Linked DNA regions of Homo sapiens: region 1 is linked to region 2. The links are chromatin loops, found by intact Hi-C in ENCODE. Cell type or tissue: PC-3. All regions are shown on one strand. Each heading gives the region's core, and the rest is flanking DNA. Links, peaks and the distances in the headings are about the cores only. Region 1 has its middle 180 kb from the start of LINC00993. Region 2 has its middle 100 kb from the start of ZNF248.

Region 1 (11,094 bases), core at 1,700-9,699, 270 kb before region 2:
TTTACCCTGTAAGACTATGGAAAAAACAGCTCATTTTCAAAGCTATTTTTTTCCAGATTGAAAAATGCCTTAGGATAAAAGCTTTGTGGGCTGGGCGAACCTCTTCTGGGTTTGTCCTGGCCTCAATTTTGGCAGATGTTTCTTCACCACTTTATTATCATTTTGATCCTCTTAAGGAAATTAAACAAATCTTTCAGCTGGCTTTTTAAGTTGTCTTTTGTAGAAGAGTTTATCTAAATTACTTAACCTGCTGTTAGCAAGGGAGAAGTACCAGGTGACCTAGGTTCAAATCCCAGGTGTGTGTATCACTTACAGCTGGCTGGTGTCAGCCAAGTTTGTTTGCTCATCTATCTGATGCACACATTAAACCCGTACCTACTTGATGTCGTGGCTGTAAAATTTAAAAGTGAACATTGTTTTTTATAAAGGGATATAGTCACAGATTTATTTATTGTGTGTGTCCCACACTAGAATGTCAATTCCAAAAGAATGGCACTTCACAGCCTGGTGTGGTGGCTCATGCCTATAATCCCGGCACTTTGGAAGGCTGAGGCAGGCAAATCACGAGGTCAGGATTTCAAGACCAGCCTGGCCAACGTGGCAAAACCATGTCTCTGTTAAAAATACAATTAGCTGGCTGTGGTGATGGGCACCTATAATCCCAGCAACTCAGGAGGCTGAGGCATGAGAATCGCTTGAACCCGGGAGGCAGAGGTTGCAGTGAGCCGAGATCACGCCATTGCACTCCAGCCTGGGTGACAGTGGGAGACTCTGTCTCAAAAAAAAAAAAAAAAGACAAGTGGCACTTCACCATTATTTGTTATTTCCCTAATAATGCCTGATACATAGTAGATGCTCAATCAGCATGGACTACAGGAAGGGTTACTTTGTAAAGATAACCAAGTACTTACCCAGAAAACATGTATGTAGGCTGTGTACAGTGGCTCATGCCTGTATTTCTAGGTTTCTGGGAGGCTGCTGTAGGACCACTTGAGGCCAGGAGTTTGAGACCAGTCTGGGCAACATAGTGAGACCCCATCTCTACAAGAAGAATTTTTTAAAAAATTTACTGGGCATGGTGGCATGCATCTATAGTCCCAGCTACTCAGAAGGCTGAGGCAGGAGGTTCACTTGAGCCCAAGAGTTTGAGGCTGAAGTGAGCTGTGATGGCACCACTGCACTCCAGCCTGGGTGACAGCAAGATCTTGTCTCTGAAACATTTTTTGTAAAACCAAGATTTGAACTTGGATTAAGGTGGTTCTAGAAGGGTGGTGCCCCAAGGCTTGGCAGACAGAGCAAGAAAAAAAAAATCCCCGCATGTATTTAAAGATAAAACCATATCAGAAAACTGCATTCTTGGGGATCAAGATCAAATCTTCATATCAGCATCTACTATCTATGTAGAAGGTCCTGTTCCCCTTTGTTAATTTCTAAACCTGGTTGTTAGATTAATACAATCATTGTTATTTCGTTTTAATTTTTTACTTGATATGATTTTTTTTTTTGAGACAAAGTCTTGCTCTGTCACCCAGGCTGGAGTGCAGTGGCAAAACCTTGGCTCACTGCAACCTCCACCTCCCAAGTTCAAGCAATTCTGCTGCCTCAACCTCCTGAGTAGCTGGGATTACAGGCACATGCCACCACACCTGGCTAATTTTTGTATATTTTAGTAGAGGTGGGATTTCGCCATGTTGGCTAGGCTGGTCTTGAACTCCTGACCTCAGGTGATCCGCCCACCTTGGCCTCCCAAAGTGCTGGGATTACAGGCAAGAGCTACCGCGCCTGGCCCCCTGATATGATTTTGAACAGGATCTTTATCTTCAGTGAAATGCTGATACTCCATTTCTTTGTGGAAACAGTCTTGACTTGTTGGGCACTTGGGCTGTTTCCAGTTTTGGGCTATTAGAGATAATGTCAGCTTCTTTGTCTACTGACGAAAGTGAAAATGGTGAAATGTGTCTATAGTCGAACCTTGACACTGTGTTCAGGCTCATTTTGGATGTATCTTTCAGTGCTTGAAGTTTGGCATCCTCTATAGTATAAACAAGATCAACAAAAATTGATTCCTGAGCCTCCTTCAGTGCTTGAAGTTTGGCATCCTCTATAGTATAAACAAGATCAACAAAAATTGATTCCTGAGCCTCCCAAGGGAAAAATTCAGACGATTTCCAAAGGAGATCAAAGAAAGATGTTCAATATAGAATTCAGGGTCACTGTGGAATCTTAATGATAAACTTTGGTATTTCCTTTGACCAAAATTATTTTAATAAATGCTCTAGCAATCACTGCCACCGGTACATTTTTTTTTTTTTAACCGAGGAGTGATTTAGGAATGGTAAGGTGATTTGCCTTGAGCCATAGAAGCTGGGGTGCTGACTGACTCATTCTGTATTCTGCAGCTTTTTAGGTAAAGAATTACCATGAATTTTTCCTTTTTTTTTCTTTCGAGATGGGGTCTCACTCTGTCACCCATTTAAGAGTGCAGTGGCACCATCATGGCTCACTGCAGCCTCAACCTCCCAGGCTCAAGCAATCCTCCCACCTCAGCCTCCCCAGTAGCTGGGACCAAGGCGCATACCATCATGCTCAGCTAATTTTTTGTATTTTTGGTAGAGATGGGGTTTTGTCATGTTGCCCAGGCTGGTATCACTCCTGGCCTCAAGCAATCCTCCCATCTTGACCTCCCAAAGTGCTGGAATTACAGGTGTGAGCCACTATGCCTGGCCAAGAATTACTATAATTTTATAATCAGAACAATGAAGTAACCAAAGTATACTTTTATTTGATGCTCAAATAAAACTAATCAAGTGATCTTGTTTTACAAGTGAAAAAGTCATGACAACAACAGTAGCTACTATTTATTGTCTGCCTTTGGTTTAGGTGTTTTACAGTCACTCACTGTCTATGTTCTTAAAACAACCTGGCAAAGTAGATAAAAGATGCTTCCTGACTTACATGATTCCGGTCTGTCCCAACAAACCATTGTAAGTTGAAAATGCTTTTATTTCATTAATTAATTAATTAATTTGAGACAGAGTCTCTCTCTGTCACCCAGCTGGGGTGTAGTGGCATGATCTCTGGTTACTGCAACCTCCACCTCCTGGGTTCAAACGATTCTCCTGCTTCAACCTCCCGAGTAGCTGGGATTACAGGTGTGTGCCATCACACCTGGCCAGTTTTTTTTATTTTTAGTAGAGACAGGGTTTCACCATGTTGGCCAAGCTGGTCTCCAACTCCTGACCTCAAATAATCTGCCCACCTTGGCCTCCCAAAATGCTGGGATTACAGGCATAAGCCACTGTGCCCAGCTGAAAATGCATTTAGTATAACTAACCCACCCAACATCACATCTTAGCCTGGCCTAACTTACATGTGCTCAGAACACTTACATTAGCCTAAAGTTGGGCAAAAACATCTCACCCAGAGCCTATTTTATACTAAAGTGTTGATTTGGGAGACCGAGGTAGGTGGATCACCTGAGGTCAGCAGTTGGAGACCAGCCTGGCCAACATGGTGAAACCCCGTCTTTACAAAAAATACAGAAAAATTAGCTGGATGTGGTGGTGCACACCTGTAATCCCAGCTACTCAGGAGGCTGAGGCAGGAGAATCACTTGAACCCAGGAGGCAGAGGTTGCAGTGAGCCGAGATCGTGCCATTGCACTCCAGCTTGGGCAACAAGAGCAAAACTGTGTCTCAAAAAATAATAAATAAATAAAGTGTTGAGTGTCTCATGGAATGTATTGAACATTGTACCAAAAATGAAAAGTGGAATGTTTTTATAGGTACGCAAAGTACCGTTTCTTTTTTTCTTTTCTTTCTTTTTTTGAGAAAGAGTTTCGCTGTCTTGCCCAGGATGGAATTCAGTGGTACAATCACGGCTCACTGCAACCTCCATATCCTGGGCTCAAGTGATTCTCCTGCCTCAGCCTCCTGAGTAGCTGAGACTATAAGCACTCACCAACACGCCTAACTTTCGTATTTTTAGTAGAGACAGGGTTTTGCCATGTTAACCAGGTTGGTCTTGAACTTCTGGGCTCAATTGATCCACCTGCCTCAGCCTCCCAAAGTGCCGGGATTACAGGCATGAGCCACCACCACACTCAGCCTCAAAGTACAGTTTCTACTAAATGCAGATTGTTTTCACATCATCATAAAGTTGAAAAATTATAAGTTAGGCTGGGCGCGGTGGCTCACACCTGTAATCCCAGCACTTTGGGAGGCTGAGGCAGGTGGATCACCTGAGGTCAGGAGTTCAAGACCAGCCTGGACAACGTGGTGAAACCCTGTCTCTACTAAAATACAAAATTAGCCAGGCATTGTGGTGGGCACCTGTAATCACAGGTACTTGGTAGGCTGAGGCAGGAGAATTCCTTGGACCTGGGAGGTGGAGGTTGCAGTGAGTTGAGATTGTGTCATTGTATTCCAGCCTGGGCAACAAGAACAAACTCCATCTCAAAAAAAAAAAAAAAAAAAAAAAAGAAAAGAAAAATAATAAGTTAAATTATTGTAAGTAGAGTACGATCTGTACTACTGTTATTTCCATTTTCCAGGTAAACAAAACTGAGGCTGAGAGGAGTTATGCAACTTGCTGCCCTTAAGGCCACAAAGCTAGAGCGTGGTGGAGGCAAAACAGTAGTGCCTAATTTACCACTTGCTTATTACCACTGAAAGAAAAGATGACATTTCCAGGTGTTTTGGGTGCTAATTCAATTCTTAAGTGTTTGTTTAGGATCTAGCAATGTTTGTCCCCCAGGGTAAGGGGTAGGGTATCTTAAAAGGTGACAAGTGGTATCCTTATATACAAGAGAGATTTTATCTTTTATCTCAGCCTTTTTTTTTTTTTTTAAGAGACAGGATCTCAGTCAGTCACCCAGCCTGGAGTGCAGTGGCATGACCTCAGCTCACTGCAACCTCTGCGTCCTGGGTTCAAGCGATTCTCATCCCTCAGCCTCCCAAGTAGCTGGGATTACAGGAGTGTGCCACCATGCCCGGCTTTTGTATTTCTAGTAGAGACGAGGTTTCACCATGTTGGCCAGGATGGTCTTGAACTCCTAACCTCAAATGATCCACTCACCTCAGCCTCCCAAAGTGCTGGGATGACAGATGTGAGCCACCGTGCCCAGCCTCAGCTTTTATGTCTATAAAATAGAGCTTTTACGGCTGGGCGTGGTTGGAAAATAAAAGATGTGAAACTATCCTCGGCTAGTATCCATCTGCCCCTTCTCTCAACCATGCATCATTTGTCACTTGCGGGGAAGGTGGAGGGAAGATCAAGATGGCAGATGGAGGAAGAGAGGACTTGGAAACCCTCGTTTCTTCTGATTTGCCTCTGACTTGAACTGAAGCTCATGCTCCCGTGAACCTGGAAACATTTTGATTTCTGGAAGGAGCTGCGTGCAGAAAGTCTGACTGGACCAAATTAAAACTTTGGGTTTTAGGTAGGCACAGCCACAAAAAAGTTGAAATTGGCATGTCTTGTCCAAGGCTACCTATCAATACAGAAATAGAAGTGGCTCTCTGGCCTGGCTGTCTGGGATTGTGATGCCTCATTGTGGGGCCTGCCTGTAACTGAAGGTTCTGCATGAGTCACAGATCTCCCTGGTGCAGGGCAGCAACCCAGTGGCTTGGTTAACTGGGGAGGGAAAGAGAGAAGTTTTTGTTTATGATCTCATTCCAATCAGAATGTTTCCAGACACCCAAATATTTGATTTGAGCCTGATTGCTAAGAGACCTCCCACTGGGACCAGCTGCCTGCAGGCAGGAGGGCAGTATTGGCGTCATTTCCGATTTCTGCCAATTTATTTTGAAACCAGAAAACCTAGAACCTCGGCCTCCTCAAGGCAACCAGGGGGAGAGGAGAGATCTGAATCAGAGGAAATACAGAGAGAAAAACCCGCTACCAGCGGGAGAGGAGAGATCTGAGTCAGAGGAACTACAGAGAGAAAAACCTGCTAATCTTCTGCCAGGGAGCTGTAGGAAGGTTTGGGATAGAATGATGACATCGTGCTTACTTACTTCATGGGAAATAGGTTGGTAGGGTAATGAAGAAGAAATTGAAGCTTTGTGCTTAGAAATGCAAGTTTCATCTTGAAGAAACCTCAGGGATTCCATAACAATGCTGGATTTCTGACTAATAACTGGGCGTCATGAAGGCTGCCCTGATTCACATTTGGAACCATACACCCAGATCTTGGGTTTTAATTGCCTAGTGACTTAAACCCCTTAGGGAAATGGCAGGATTAACACTGTCATGTGTAAGCCTGTGCAGGGTCAGTGCAAATGGGAGAGGTGGGGAAACCTGCTTCTGGCTTCCCTCCTTTCTCAGCAGAAGGCAGACAGCTGAAGGGAAAAGGCTTCACATCTGTATGGTATCAATGAACATTGGGCTTTCCCACACTAGTAGCAGCAGAACAGAAACTCTGGATGTGACCTCTATCCCCAGTGCCACTCTCAGGACCAAGTCGTGATAAATACAGACCTATAACTTTTTCCAGGGTTTTGTTGTTGTTGTTGTTGCCCAGGCTGGAGTGCAGTGGTGCAATCTCGGCTCACTGCAACCTCAAACTCCCAGATTCAAGCTATTCTTGTGCCTCAGCCTCCCATGTTGCTGGGACTGCAGGCACATGCCACCGCACCTGGCTAGTTTTTGTATTTTTAGTACAGATGGGGTTTCACTATGTTGGCCAGGCTGGTCACGATCTTCTGACCTCAGGGCAGGAGAAATTGGATGTCCCAACTCCAACAATCAGGCAGGAAGGGAAAAAGGAGCAAATTCCTCTTTCCTCCATCTGTTTGCTCTATTCAAGCCCTCAATGGATTGTTCAATGCCCTCCCACACTAGAGAGGGTTTTCTACTTCACCGTGACCCCATGGTGCGGTCAAGTTAACACATAAAATGACTCATCACAGTCTTCCTCTCAATGACATTCTGCGGAGCAGGACAGCACAGTGGGTTTTGCTTTCAGATGCAACCTTATTGCAGGCTCCACTCTTTTCTGATGAGCCATGTGATCTTGGGCAAGTTCTGATGCCTCAATTTCTCCAGCTGTCAAAACCTATCCTGATATAAATTGTTATACCATAAAGACAAATGCACTCATAGGTTCATCGCAGTACTATTCACAAAAGCAAAGACATGGAATCAACCTAGATGCCCACCAATGGTGGACTGGATAAAGAAAATCTGGAACATATGCACCATGGAGTACTATGCAGCCATAAAAAGAACAAAATCATGTCTTTTGCAGCAACATGAATGGAGCTGGAGGGCACTATCCTAAGTTAATAACACAGGAACGGAAAACCAAATACTGGCCAGACGTGGTGGCTCACACCTGTAATCCCAGCATTTTGGGAGGCCAAGGTGGGTGGATCACTTGAGGTCAGGAGTTCAAGACCAGCCTGGCCAACATAGCAAAACCCCATCTCTATTTATAAAAATATAAAAATTAGCGGGTAGGTGGTGCATGCCTGTAATCCCAGCTACTCAGGAGTCTGCGTCAGGAGAATCGCTTGAACCTGGGAAGCGGAGGTTATAGTGAGCTGAGATTGCACCACTGCACTCTACCCTGGGCCACAGAGTGAGACTCCATCTCAAATAAAAATAAAAGCAAATACTGTATGTTCTCACTCATAAGTGGGAGCTAAACATTGAGTACAGATGGATAAAAAGGGAACAACAGACAGCAGGGCCCACTGGAGGGTGGAGGGTAGGGAGAGGGTGAAGATTAAAAAACTACGTATCAGGCTGGCATGGTGGTTCATGCCTGTAATCCTAGCAATTTGGGAGGCCAAGATGGGTGGATCATTTAAGGCTAGAAGTTCGAGACCAGCCTGGCCAACATAGCAAAACCCCATGTCTACTAAAAAAAAAAAATACAAAAATTAGGCCAGGTGCGGTGGCTCATGCCTGTAATCCCAGCACTTTGGGAGGACAAGGTGGGTGGATCATGAGGTCAGGAGCTTGAGACCAGCCTTACCAACATGGTGAAACCCTGTCTGTACTAAAAATACAAAAATTAGCCAGGTGTGGTGGTGGGCACCTGTAATCTCAGCTACTCAGGAGGCTGAGGCAGGAGAATCACTTGAACCTGGCAGGCAGAGGTTGTAGTAAGCTGAGATTGTGTCACTGCACTCCAGCCTGGACAACAGAATGAGACTCTGTCTCAAACAACAACAACAACGATGAAGAAAACTACCTACCACATATTATGCTGATTACCTGGGTGACAAAATTATCTGTACACCAAACCCTTAGAACATGCAACTTAGCCATGTGACAAACCTGCACATGTACCACCTCAGCCTAAAATAAAAGTTGGAAAGAAAAAAAACCACGCTATCCTGAAAGAAGTATTTGCTGGGTTTTAAAAGGATGGGTAGTAGTTTGGCACTTGGAAAAAAAAAGTCACGGGAGGGAGCTTTAAATTAAATATGGAAATAGGAGACAGAGGGACAGGGCCTGGGTCTAGCACCATATGGGCCACCCAGGAACTAGCTTGTAAATCCCTCTGATTTGACTTTTATTTTTTTAGAGGAAGTCTCACTCTGTTGCCCAGCTGGAGTGCAGTGGCATGATCTTGGCTCACTGCAACCAACCTCTGCCTCCCAGGTTCAAGCAATTCTCCTGTCTCAGCCTCCCAAGTAGCTGGGATTACAGGCACATGTCACCACGCCTGGCTAATTTTTTTGTAGTTTTAGTAGAGATGGGGTTTCACCATATTGGACAGGCTGGTCTCAAACTCCTGACCTTAGGCAATCCACCTGCCTCAGCCTCCCAAAGTGCTAGGATTACAGGCATGAGCCACCGCGCCTGGCCTGGATTGACTTTGAAGGGCTCAAATCAAGTTTGCTTGACTGGGAAACAAGATGAGAAAGGAAATGCATGCACAGTTCCATGAACAAGGAAGTCTGGAAACCTAGAATGAATAGTTTGAACGTGATATGGAAGGTAATGGAGAATCACCAATGCAGTGCCCATCTGGGTCTCATGGTTACAGAAGGCATGAAATCAGCAGGCTCTGTCATTTCCATCTTGCAAACCAGCAAAAGATACCCTTACCATGTGGAATACTTAAGTATTAAATCCAGGGAGAATGTCCCTCAATAGATAAGTTTTTGCTGGTGAAGTCTGTGTGCCGAGAAATTCTGCAAGACATGCTTAAATTTGTTCCCCAGTCTTTGGTTAAATAGACCATGTCATCCAAGGTACCAACAACTTGCTTCCACCACGGAAGCTATTATGTCAGTGGTGCTGCATGATGACAGATATCCTTGCTAATGAGGAACATTGGCATGGAGGAGAAGGCCACTCCAAATAAGATGAATTGCTGCAGATGGAGAGCCAAAGTCTGCATGGAGATCTTGAATATTCCATAGGCTGTTCAGCCAAAATCTGTCTCTTAGTTTTTCAGTAATGATAGATGACAAAGCCTGGGGTAAAAATAAATCCACTTTCATGTTAGTTGTTTCTGGCTGGTTCAGCGGGAAACAGCATCGTTAACCTTCAGGGGACTGGGGGATGCCTGAGATCTGGAAGCTGGGGCCTCTTTAGGAGGAATGGTTGGGGAAGGCTGAGGGGCTAGAGAGTCACCCTAGGCTAAGTTCCTCCTCACTGTTCTCTTTTCTTAGTTATTGTGTAAATTTAATCAGGAGAAAAGCTCTTGTCAAGGCTGGTAATTGAAACATCTTTCTTAAATGCATCAGTTTAAGGCCAGCGATTGCATTAGGTCAGGTGTGGGGAAAAGAAAGAGAGCTCAGACTGTTACTGTGTCTATGTAGAAAGAAGTAGACATAAGAGACTCCATTTTGTTCTGCACTAAGAAAAATTCTTCTGTCTTGAGATGCTGTTAATCTGTAACCCTAGCCCCAACCCTGTGCTCACAGAGACAGGTGCTGTGTTGACTCAAGGTTTAATGGATTTAGGGCTATGTAGGATGTGCTTTGTTAAACAAGTGCTTGAAGGCACTATGATTGTAAAAGTCATCACCACTCTCTAATCTCAAGTACCCAGGGACACAACACACTGCGGAAGGCCACAGGGACCTCTGCCTAGGGAAGCCAGGAATTGTCCAAGCTTTCTCCCCATGTGATAGCCTGAGATATGGCCTGGTGGGAAGGGAAAGACCTGAACATCCCCCAGCCCGACACCTGTAAAGGGTCTGTGCTGAGGAGGATTAGTAAAAGAGGAAGGCCTCTTTGCAGTTGAGATAAGAGGAAGGCATTTGTCTCCTGCTCGTCCCTGGGCAATGGAATGTCTCAGTGTAAAACCTGATTGTATGTTCCATTTACTGAGGTAGGAGAAAACCACCTTAGGGCTGGAGGTGAGACATGCTGGTGGCAATACTGCTCTTTAATGCACCAGCAATACTGCTCTTTAATGCACCGAGATGTTTGTATACATGCACATCAAGGCACAGCACCTTTTCTTTACCTTGTTTATGACACAGAGTTCACATGTTTTCCTGCTGACCCTCTCCCCACTATTACCCTATTGTCCTGCCACATCCCCTCTCCAAGATGGTAGAGATAATGATCAATAAATACTGAGGGAACTTAGGTCTCAGTGCCAGCTCGCGTCCTCCGTATGCTGAGCGCCGGTCCCTTGGGCCCACTTTTCTTTCTCTATATTTTGTCTCTGTGTCTCTTTCTTTTCTCAGTCTCTTGTTCCACCTGACGAGAAACACCCACAGGTGTGGAGGGGCTGGCCCCCTTCAGTAAGGTACCTACATTTCATCCTGAGTACAGTTGTCATCCAAGCACCCCGCAGACTGGTTTATGTCCATCTGAGGTGTAAATTCCACAGAAACCTCAATTGGTGAGCAGTGGAAAAAGCAGTTGGACCTGAAATGCTGAGAGGCACTTAGCATTTGCCTCGAAACATTTTGGATGGGTATTTTCCCTTTATCCTTCCTCCATTTTCAGAAATACTTGGAGAAGTAGAAGACCCACAGTGGCCCAATAGCGGCAATATCATTAAAAAATAAAAATAAAAAGCTACAAGTCATTCACCTTTATAAAATATTGGTCTTTACTTACAGGTCTAAAATTAATTTTTTAATATTTTTTTTTTAGACAAGGTCTCACTCTGTTG
Region 2 (11,094 bases), core at 1,870-9,869:
CACCAATTGTCTTATGATATAAAAGTCAGAATTAGAAGTATAGAAAGTAAAAAATCCAATTGCTGCATTCTAGAAACTCTTATGCATATTTTTAAAAGATAATCAAACACAATCACCAGGAAAAACCTTTGATCTAAGATATGCCACTTTTTTTTGGTCTCCGAAGTATACTATTTTCCTCTGATTACGTTAAAGAAGATTGCCTTTAAAAACATTAGATGGAGATAATTTTGAGTCCTATTAACTTGTATTTCAAGCTTGCCTCAAGCACTAATGAGAAAAAAAATTCCTGCTTTTCTCACAAAGAGGAATACACAACTCCAGCCTCAAAAATACACTCAGTGTTTGCATTTTATTAAAGCACACTTTGGACATCTGTGCCACTGACCTACAGGTATACTGATCTAGAGATGTATTAGCATGGTGTATGAGATCAAGTTTGAGAATATTGCTTTACCAATCAAATGAAAGCATCTCTAACATTTAAATGCTTACCTGTGGCATGATGCCACCAATGACTACTGCCTCTTCACTCCAAGTATTTGCAGAATTGCTTACACAAGCCCCCCAGATTGCCTGCTGTTGTATATTTCAAGATATTCTTATTTATGGTCTTGTTACGCAGGTGTAAGTAACTGTGGGCTCAAACCAGTGACATTGTTTGGGACAGGAGGTGACAGAGCTAAGAGTCGGACATGGGACACACCTGTGCTCAGATGAACTTATTATTATTCATGGGAATTTAAGCAATTATTTTCCAATTTTAAATCTGTTTCCCCATTTGAAAAAAATTATTCCACATAAGTATTGTGAGCATTAAACAAAAGAATGTATGTTAAACATTTAGCTCAGAGCAAGGCACATAGCAAATGCTTAATAAATAATAGCCATTATTATCATTTGAGATTTTTCTGAAGTTATGTGGAAAATATCTTACCAACTTAGAAACACAATTTAAATGCCCTGAGAAGGAAGATTGACTCCAGGGAATGATCTCTTGTCCGTCAGGATAAAGCATTCTTAGGTGTCCAGCATACCTAGTCAGTTATGCAGTATACCTGGTCAGGTATCTACCATACCAAGTTAGGTGTCTACTGCACCTGGTCAGGTGTCCAGCATACCTAGTCATGTGTGCGGTATACCTGGTTAGGTGTCTAGCATACAGAGTTAGGTGCCTACCACACCTGGTCAGATGTCCAGCATACCTGGTCCTGTTTCCTTTAGGAGACATTTCCATTTTTGAAGGAAATTTTCAGGCTGATACACATAGTTTCCTTTTAGGAGTGGTATACAATCTATTAATTCAATAGCAGTTATTTTCCTTTCATCTGTTTTCTTGTTCTTCAATTCATTTTACATTTCTAATAGTTGCATTTACACATTTTTGCTCATTTAAAAACAGAAATGCACCCTTAGCACATTTATTAATAGGCATATTGTCCACAGAAAATTTATTCTCACTAAATACTGCTTTCCAATTTGTTGCTGGTATAGAGTCTCTTGAGGATTTTGCTTGACACCTGAGTTTTCAGTTTTTTCACCAAGATATCTAATGATAATTATATCAATATCTTGAATTCTATTAACTTACAGGTGCAGTAAACTTATTGGAACTATCCTTAATAATTTATTGAGCACCTACTATATGCCAGGCACTGCATCAAATCTAGTTACACTAAAATAAAAACTTAAAACTAAAAAATCTCAAATTCCTGTCTGAAAGAAATATTCAATTAATGTTGACTAAAATAAAATACTTGAATTATCTGGGTTTTCACTTATTGCATTACCCTGGGAAGGGCAACTACTTTAGGGTTATTCTTCCCTTGCTACTTCTCTTCAATGGTATTTCCTTCTCCATCTGTTTTTTAAACATGAACCAAGAGGCTGTTTGAAGCCAGAACCTTGATCACATGCACAGGGAAACCAACTGGTAAGTAGTTCCTGGATGAGTTCTCAGAAGTACCCGGAGTCCCGGGCCACGCTCATTGCTGGGGATCCAAGATAAGGGTTGACTTCTGTTGCAGGGAGACCCAGCTACAGCAGATGTGCTGTCATTTAGAAGGGAACCAGCAGGGTCGCCACCCCACCAACTTCACGAAAGCTCATCTGAGCCTTGCAAAGGGGCAGGATCAGGAGGGCAAAGTCAGCCCACGGTCCTGCAGTGAACCATGAAAATGCTGGAGACCATGGGTGTGCAGGCTGGCTCTTCAATTTGACTTCTATTAAAATAAAAACTTTAGAAAAATTAAACAGTTTAACTGAGCAAAGAATGATTTGCAAACCAGGCAGCCCCTAGAACCTGAAAGGGGTTCTAAGAGACTCTGCGGCTGCCCCATGGTTGGATAATATTAGGGACAGAAAAAGGAAAGTGAGGGACAGAAAACAGAAGTGAGGCACAGAAACAGCTGGACTGGTCACAGCTCCACCTCTGCCTTCTTTGAACACAGATTGAGCAGTCAGCCACCTGTGATTGGCCGAAGCTCTGATTGGTACAATCACAATTGTAGGTGCCAGCCTGTTACACATCCTGTTAGGTTACAGTTCACTGTGCATGGAGAAATCTTTTAGTGAGCTTAAACCACATAAGGAGGCAGCTTTAGGCTGAACTTAATGCTTGACAGCAGAGAACAACTTACAGTGGTCCAGGAGGGCCACCAGAGGACACTCCTGAACACTCCATCAGCCAGGGCCTTTCCATCCTCACAGCTAAGAGCCTTCTGCTCAAGCTAAAGACCAAGGAAGCAGCTCCAAGTGAGCCTACTGCCTTGGCGTGACTTCCTGAACATGCAAAGCTGACTGTGCATTGTCTTCCATAGCACATCTGGTCCCCGGGTGTGCAGGCCACTGCAGCATGAAGACTCATCAATCAGAGCAGATGCATGCTGGGGCAGAGCATAGGGGTCCCCAAATGGCCTGGGAGTTAGTCTTTTAATTTCTGAGTTTGGGAGTGGTGGGGGTCCAGGGAGAGAAGTGTGCTTGTCTGGGCAAGTGGGGTTAGTATAGGGACCCTGGGGCAGCTGCTATTTACTAACCAGTAAGAAAGTCTTTTTTTTTTTTTTCTGAGACAGAGTCTCGCTCTATCACCCAGGCTGGAGTGCAGTGGCACGATCTTGGCTCACTGCAACCTCCGCCTTCCAGGTTCAAGCAATTCTCATGCCTCAGTCCCCACCCCTCCTGACCCCAGTAACTGAGACTACAGGTGTGTGCCACCACGCCTGGCTAATTTTTGTATTTTTAGTAGAGAGAGGGTTTCACCATGTTGGCCAGGCTGGTCTTGAACTCCTGACCTCAAGTGATCTGCCCACCTCAGCTTCCCAAAGTCCTGGGATTATAGGCATGAACCACTGCGCCTGGCCATGTCTTTCCACATTCTAGAAAGCAGGCAATGGGCTCCGTTGGAATGACTGATGTTGCCCGGTCTGTCCAACTCCAGGCCCTGGCCTTTCCCAGCCTCCACTTCCCACGTAGCGACTTGAAGCAGCTTGTAGTTTCAGGCACGTCACACCATTCCACTCCTGCTCTTCTCTTGGGGCCTCCCGCCTTCTGTCCAGTTCACCCCCTTCCTCCTCATGTGCCCTTGGGGCCTCTGCTAAGACATACCCTTCTTCATGGGGTCTTTGCTCACTGGTCTGGGCTGGGCCATGCGGATGCTGCCTTCTTCACCCAAGTGCACATGCACACTTCTGTTGCTGTTCCCACGGTGTGACACAGAGGCTGGCCGAGCTCCACCTTCTTCCTAGATGGTCTCTATCCTCTGGGATTCTACATATGTGCAGGGGTCTTATTCTCTAGACCCCAAATGAGGACATTTGTCTGAAATATTGGCATTATTCCAAAACATGGAGGCCAGTCTAGAGTCGGGAGTTACCGTTGTGTAGCAGACCTCTAAATATCCTTTATGCTCGTCACGACTTTGAAGTCATAGTAGTTACCAGACCCACCACTAAATCTTTTTATTTTAATGCTCAGAGAAGCACGTAGACTATTCCCAAATAAGTTTTTAAAAATATTCTATATACTTTGTATATTTTTAAAATATTTGACAACTGGTTTTTAATAATAGTAATAGTTTATTAGATATTTTCCTTATTTATTTTCATATTTATTTTATCTAATTTAGGTGTTTTATTTTCTTAGGTATTTTAATAGTTTAAAAATATTCTGAGAAAGGGTCTTTAGGCTTCACGTGGCTATCAAAGAGACCCAATGCATAAAAAGATTAAGAATGTTTTTAGAGGATTTGAGGAAAGATAAAAGATAACTGTGAAGGCTGTCATCAAAAGTGTAAGGTGAAGACTCTAATTTGAGTAGAACCAGGGCTGTATGCCTGGTACACAGTGGTGCTCAAGCAAAGTTTATTGAATGATGAGTGACTGCATGGATGCTGGTTGGGCTCCTTTTGGGCTCCTAATGCCTGAGCCATTTAGCTGCTCCTATAAAGTGCACTAGTGGGTCACTATCCCTAAGGCCTTTGCTTCCAAGCACAGCCACTGTCTGAAGACAGTGCTGCCTGCATCTCTTGTGTTTTACTCATCTCCTGGATAGAGATATCTCATGTCTCCTGCAAGTCTTTGTTGAGGACTTGTCTGAACAAAGTCTTTTTTCTTTTCCAGGATGTTTGTGCAGCAAACAGCCTTAGAAGGTGGAGATAGTGTGTCCCTAGGAGCAAAGGGCAGTCATGCCTCCTGCCAGTGTAAAAGATCCAGGTTCTCTAAGCTCAGGGTCGCTGCTTCTCTCCTGTAGCACAACCCACTGCACATCCACATCATCTGGTCTTTTCCATCACCATGTGGGGCTTGACAAACTGGCATCACAAAATTCAGATACTCTGACTATGGCAGCTTCTGTGTGTAATAACATTGTTGTCCTCTGACACAGGTGTCTCATGTCTTCTGCCAGCTTTTGTGAAACTGGCAGGCTCAGGAGTTAGCTTGCAGGAGAGTAAAATCTCAGACCCTTTTCAGGTCTTGAAAGCTCACAGGGGAAACCTGGATCTGGGTCCACGTTGGGTGCCCCTTTCTCCAGAGCTGTAGTTGTCATTCTAGAAAGTCCAGAAGGCAGCAGAACAGTGACACTGCTGTGCCCTCTAGTGCCCACTGCAGGTTATGTATCAAGGGGAGAACTTGTAGGAACTCAGCTCTCAAGCTGTCTAAGAAGAAAGCTAACCATGCAGTCTCCTTTTAGCTTTGTTCCATAACAGAGTGTTGCAGGTACTCCATGTTACCTACCATTAGCCATTATTTTCCCCTAAGCTTTGGGTGAAATTTATAGCTGATCTCCTGAGAAGCTGTATTACAGCAGTCACTAGATGTGTGCTTTTTTTCTTCCTTTTTCCCTGGCAGGATCCATCCATGCTAGGTGCCAGGAATAATTCCAAGCCCTGAGATGTACCCACAGACCCAGTTCCTGCACTGTAGGGCTGGGTCTGAGTCTGCACTTAGCCAGAGACTCTGCAAAGGCCAAGATGAAAGAAAGATGATTTCTGTGGAGTTCTCATCCAGTGCTGTGTCTCAGCACTGATAGAAACGAGTCAGTTTTGCATGCCACATGTTTCCGTCCTTATTTAGATGTGGGGCTGCGACCTCCACAGATAGAATTTGGGAGGAGAGGGTCGAGGCAAACCAAATACAAAGGTGGCCCAGAGCAGCACAAGAGCCCAAGAGCTGTCACCATGCAGATCTTTGTGGTATTCATGGCCTCGTGTGTTTTGGGTAAATCTGACTCTGATGGGTGGGAAAGGGTCAGGCTTCCCCTCTATGCAGCTGCACACTCCTCCACTGTTGGCACCCTACCTATTCTATTTTTAGAGACAGGGTCTCACTCTGTCTCCCAGACTGGAGTGCAGTAGCACGATCATAGCTCATTGTAGCCTCCAATTACTGGGCTCAAGCAATCCTCCTGCTTTAGCCTCCTGAGCAGCTGGAACTACAGGTATACACCACTACACCTGGCTTTTTTTTTTAAGAGACAAGGTCTCACTATGTTGTCTAGGTTGGCCCTGAATTTCTGGTCTCAAGCAATCCTCCTATCTCAGCCTCTCAAAAGTTTAGGATTATAGGCATGACCCACTGCACTTGGCCACATCTAGTGAATTTTTTATTTTAGGTAATTTATGTTTTAGATCTATAATTTCCATGTGGTTTTTTCTGTAATTTATATTTCTATGCTGGGACTTCCCATTCATTTTCTCCTTCATTATGAACATATGTCATATATGACATTATGAGTATATGTTCTTGAACACAGTTTTTTGGGTTGTGTTTTTTTTTGAGACAAGAGTCTCACTCTGTCACCCAGGCTGGAGCGCTGTGGTACAATCTCGGCTCACTGCAACCTCCGCCTCCCAGATTCAAGCAATTCTCCTGCCTCAGCCTCCTGAGTAGCTGGGATTACAGGCATGTGCCACCACTGCCCGGCTAATTTTTGTATTTTTAGTAGAGACGGCGTTTCACCATGTTGGTCAGGCTGGTCTCAAACTCCTGACCTCGTGATCCACCCGCCTCAGCCTCCCAAAGTGCTGGGATTACAGGCATGAGCCACCGCACCCAGCCGAGCACAGTTTTAAAAGCCACATTAGGCCGGGCGCAGTGGCTCACACCTATAATCCCAGCGCTTTGGGAGGCCAAAAGGCAGGCAGATCACCTGAAGTCGGGAGTTTGAGACCAGGCTGACCAACACAGAGAAAACCCATCTCTACTAAAAATACAAAATTAGCCCGGTGTTGTGGCGCATGCCTGTAATCCCAGCTACGCGGAAGGCTGAGGCAGGAGAATCGCTTGAACCCAGGAGGCAGAGGTTGCGGTGAGCTGAGATTGTGCCATTGCACTCCAGCCTGGGGAAAAAGAGTGAAACTCCATCCAAAAAAAAAAAAGCCACTTTAAAAAACAACAACAACAAAAAAAAAACACTTTTCTGACCAGGTGTGGTGGCTCACACCTGTAATCCCAGCACTTTGGGAGGCCAAGGCGAGTGGATCACCTGAGGTCAGGCATTCGAGACCAGCCTGGCCAACATGGCGAAACCCTGTCTCTATTAAAAATAAAAAATAAAAAATTAGTCAGGCGTGGTGGCACATACCTGTAATCTCAGCTCGGGAGGCCGAGGCAGGAGAATCATTTGAACCTGGGAGGTGGAAGTTGCAGTGAGGCGAGATCATGCCACTGCACTCCAGCCCGGGCAACAAGAGTGAAACTCTGACTCAGAAAACAAACAAACAAAAAAATAACTTTTCCATGAAAATCTTGGTCATCTCAGAACTTGTCTCCATTGATTGTCTTTTCTTCTGATGTGGTTCATGTGTTTCTGTTTCTTCATATGCAAAGTGATTCTGGACGTTGTGTATGATAGATGGTAGAGACTCTGGGTTCTATATTGTTCCTCTAAATATTACTGATAGTTTCTCTTCCAGTAGTTAGTTTATTGTCTGGATTCAAACTCCAAGCTCTTTCTACTAGGTCGTGGAAAGCAGCTGAAATCTCTTCAGCCTAAGATGGCTTGGTTGGAATTTGCAGTTCAGATGTCAGCTAGATATACTAGCTGATTTTATGTACAGAATTTGGAACTCCACCCTCTGTGAATCTTTTTTCTTGGATTTCCTCCTTCACCTTCTAGTTGCCGTGGTATCCTTGAAACAATTTTGAACTTTCAGGAAAGTAGTAAGTACAGCACAAAAAAACTCAAGAATATACTAAACCAAATTTAACTTTCACCAATTGTTCTAATAAAGCCCTTTATAGGAAAAGAATCCATCCAGGGTTGTGTGGCTTACCCGGTTGTCTGATTTGGAGCAGTTCCTCCAGATCAGACAACCAAAGCAGTTCCTCAATTTGGAGCAGTTCCTCAGTTTCCTGCACTTTGATTACCTTGATGTTTTTGAGAATAACTCAGTCACTTTGTGGAATATACTTCAGTTTTCCTCTGTCTGATGTTTTCTCAGAAGTAGACCCAGAGTATCCTGTGGCTGAATTGCCACTGAAATGATGCCAAGTTGCCACTGTGTCCTCTCAGGAGGCACCATGATGCTGATTTAATCAATTACTGATGGTATTAACTTTGATCACTTGATCAAAACGGTGTTTGCTATGTTTTCCACTCTGTTTTTTCACCCTTGAATTACTAAGAATGTTGTAGAGTGATACTCTGAGACTATATCAAATACGATTCCTCATTCCACTTTCTTCCATTAATTTTGGTATCCACTCGTGTTTCTTGCCTGAAGTAATCATTACTGTGATGACAACCAAATGGTAATTTATTAGTACCATTATTCCTTCTGCATTTATCAGATAGGAAGAGCATTCTCTTCTCTTCATTCATTTGTATTAGTGTAGAGTTATGGATTTCTATTTTACTCAATGTTCTACAGTCCATTACTATCATTATTCTTACACTGTCCCAGATTCTGCCAATAGGGGTCCCTTTAGGTTGCTTTAAACTGTGTACTTTTGACAGTCTCATCATGCTGTGAACACTTCTTTACTTTTTCACACAAAAAAATATTTCAGGCTAATCTTGTAATTTCCTTGTCCCAGTCCTGCAATCAGCTATTTCTTCAAGGACACCAGGTTCTTTTAGTAAAGAATGGCATTTGGGAACCAAAATGTAGAAACCAGCTATGCTTATTACTACTAGTTTATTAGCGCTACCATGCCCCCTCAGTGGACAGAGTTGGGATGTGTGCATACAAGCAGCCACATTTGCACTTTTACATATTTCTTATTTTAATGAAAGTCATATACTCACAATAACACCTATTCCAAGCCAATGCCACAGTACTTATTCTATTTTCTCCCCTATATCTTTAAACTAAATTCTCATTCTGCTCAAAGAAGCAGGAGTTGCCTCTATTGCCTCATGCAAGAAAAATATTTCACAAATAATTAACACAAAGTACAAATATATAATCATATTGTTATTATCTTTTGAGATATTTCTACTAGATTCATTCTTACTTGATATTTCTGTTTCCCTGTTTTTAATGTTTTTGATGTAGCTTAACTGTAAAATCTCAGACAGTTCTGGGTGTAAAAGCTATCCTTCCCACAGGATATGCGTTGTCCTTACTTATCCCAATGCAGAAACACATCTGACATCTTATTCTTTATCTCTCAGTTCAGAGTGAAAGGGTTCTGAATGAGCTACAGAGAGAATGCTCTGCTGTCCTGTGCTAAAGGAGACCACTAGGCAAGGAAGGATCAGATGGACTCCCTTGGACCTCTCTTGGAAGCCACTTGTGCAGGTTTCTCACAGCCAACAAGGTTAACATGCAGCCCTGATCCTCAACTCCAACTCTCAAAGTTGGCTCTCAGAGCAGATTTGAAAAGCAGTAAAACATTCCTTTGGTTGCTAGACCCATGTAAAAAAGTATAATAAATTTAAAAAGAAAAGCAGTAAAGTGGTGTTTGGGGGCAGTCTGAGCCATCTGAGAGTTTTCTGAAGGTCTCATTTGTGCTGTGGTTCTTGGTTTACTGACTCTTCTGAGAGTATGATGGAAGCTACCAACACACTCCCCAGAAACATGCAGTTCACATATGAACAAGTTCATGAAACTATACATTGGGTGCTAGGTCAGGAAGTATGCTAAGTTACATCTGCTTATGAAACCCCTTAATGTGTTCCAGATGGGAGAAGGTGCGGAGGCAGGAGCAGGGGATGTGTTCCAGAGCTGTGAAGAATGAGGAGAGAAATTATCACCCAGACACTCACCCTGGCAAAAGGCCTTAATCCATTCATCTCTGTTAGTCACACAGATAACTATGGTCAGATAGATGGCTTAGTGAAAGCTGTCAGCTAACCAACAAGACAGAGCCTTTTTAGTAAAGATTAGTAGGCAGGTAGGCAGTGGTTAGAATGTTGCTCAGTCAGACAAGCAAATACCGAGTTGAGGTTAGAGCCCAAAGGCTCAATATTGTCTCCACATTCAGAGTGGGAAAATCTGCTCTGAATAGAATCACACATAACCCCAAATTGTGGCATCCTGAAGACATTTTTAAGCAGACAGAAAGAAAACCTGGAGATGCATCGGTGTCCAGATGAGGCTTCCATTTGCTGGAAATGAAGACAGACCTGCTGTGGAAGAACCGCTAGGCAGGGAGGAGGCAAAATCAGGGCTCAGGGAGCTGACCCCAAGCCAGTTGGTAATGTTGAGGTGGTTCTGAGGAGCAGAGCTGTCCAGAAGAGGGAAAAGCAGGTGCAATCTGAGTCCCAATCCCTGGATTCTGGCCTGATCTTGGAAAGCAAGGAAAAGTTTTTACACCTCAGGGTAATGCAAATCCAATCAGAATGCAAAACTTTTGTATGGGGTGAGGGAAACTAACAAATGGAGTAAATAAAACCTTTAACAAAAATATATGGGGGGAATAACTTCAAGAAATAGAAAATGCTGGGTTTTTTGTTTTGTTTTGTTTTTGAAAGAGGGTCTTGCTCTGTTGCCCAGGCTGGAGGGCAGTGGTGCAATGCACAGCTCACTGTAGTCTCAACTTCCCTGAGCTCAGGCAATCCTCCCACCTCAGCCTACTGAGTAGCCAGGTCTACAGGCACAAGCCACCAGGCCCAGATAATTTTCTGTAGAGACAGGCTTTCACTATGCTGCCCAGGCTGGTCTCAAACTCCTGGGTTCAATCTATCCACCCACCTTGGCCTCCCAAAGTGCTGGGATTATAGGCATGAGCCACTGTGCCTGGCCTAAAGTGCTATTCTTTATTAAAAGTATTATAGGCTGGGTGCAGTGGCTCATGCTTGTAATCCCAGCACTTTGGGGGACTGAGGCAGGCGGATCACAAGGTCAGCAGCTCGAGACAAGCCTGGTCAACATGGTGAAACCCCGTTTCTACTAAAAGTACAAAAATTAGCCTGGCATGGTGGTGCATGCCTGTAATCCCAGCTACTCAGGGGGCCGAGGCAGGAGAATTGCTTGAACCCAAGAGGCAGAGGTTGCAGTGAGCTGAGATCATGCCATTGCAGTCCAGCTCTGGATGACAGAGCAAGACTCTGTCTTGGGGGAAAAAAAAGTATTATAAAGACATACTAAAACATTACCTTTTGTATGAGCACAAACAAAGAAATCAGTGAAACAAATGTCAGAAACATAAA

The links. Hi-C counts contacts between places; a loop is a spot of excess contacts. Peaks named below come from ENCODE experiments on the same cell type or tissue, not always from the same donor. Only the 100,000 strongest peaks of a DNase experiment are listed, where the experiment ranks them.
Region 1: it touches region 2 in a loop (5-fold over the local background); 3 of 110 quality-filtered maps call a loop at or near these places.

Annotation. Positions count from the first base shown.
Region 1 is chr10:37,483,589-37,494,682 of GRCh38, forward strand. No RefSeq gene overlaps it. Among named protein-coding and RNA genes, the nearest start is that of LINC00993, 180 kb to the left of the region's middle. In PC-3, for the core only: a CTCF peak has its summit at 5,528; DNase peaks (open chromatin) are centred at 5,793 and 6,873; H3K4me3 peaks cover 1,678 bases; H3K27ac peaks cover 2,675 bases.
Region 2 is chr10:37,749,836-37,760,929 of GRCh38, forward strand. It overlaps a transcript of ZNF248 not described here. Among named protein-coding and RNA genes, the nearest start is that of ZNF248, 100 kb to the right of the region's middle. In PC-3, for the core only: CTCF peaks have their summits at 2,671 (motif pointing right), 5,085 (motif pointing left), 5,292 and 8,441; DNase peaks (open chromatin) are centred at 2,676 and 5,096; H3K27ac peaks cover 858 bases.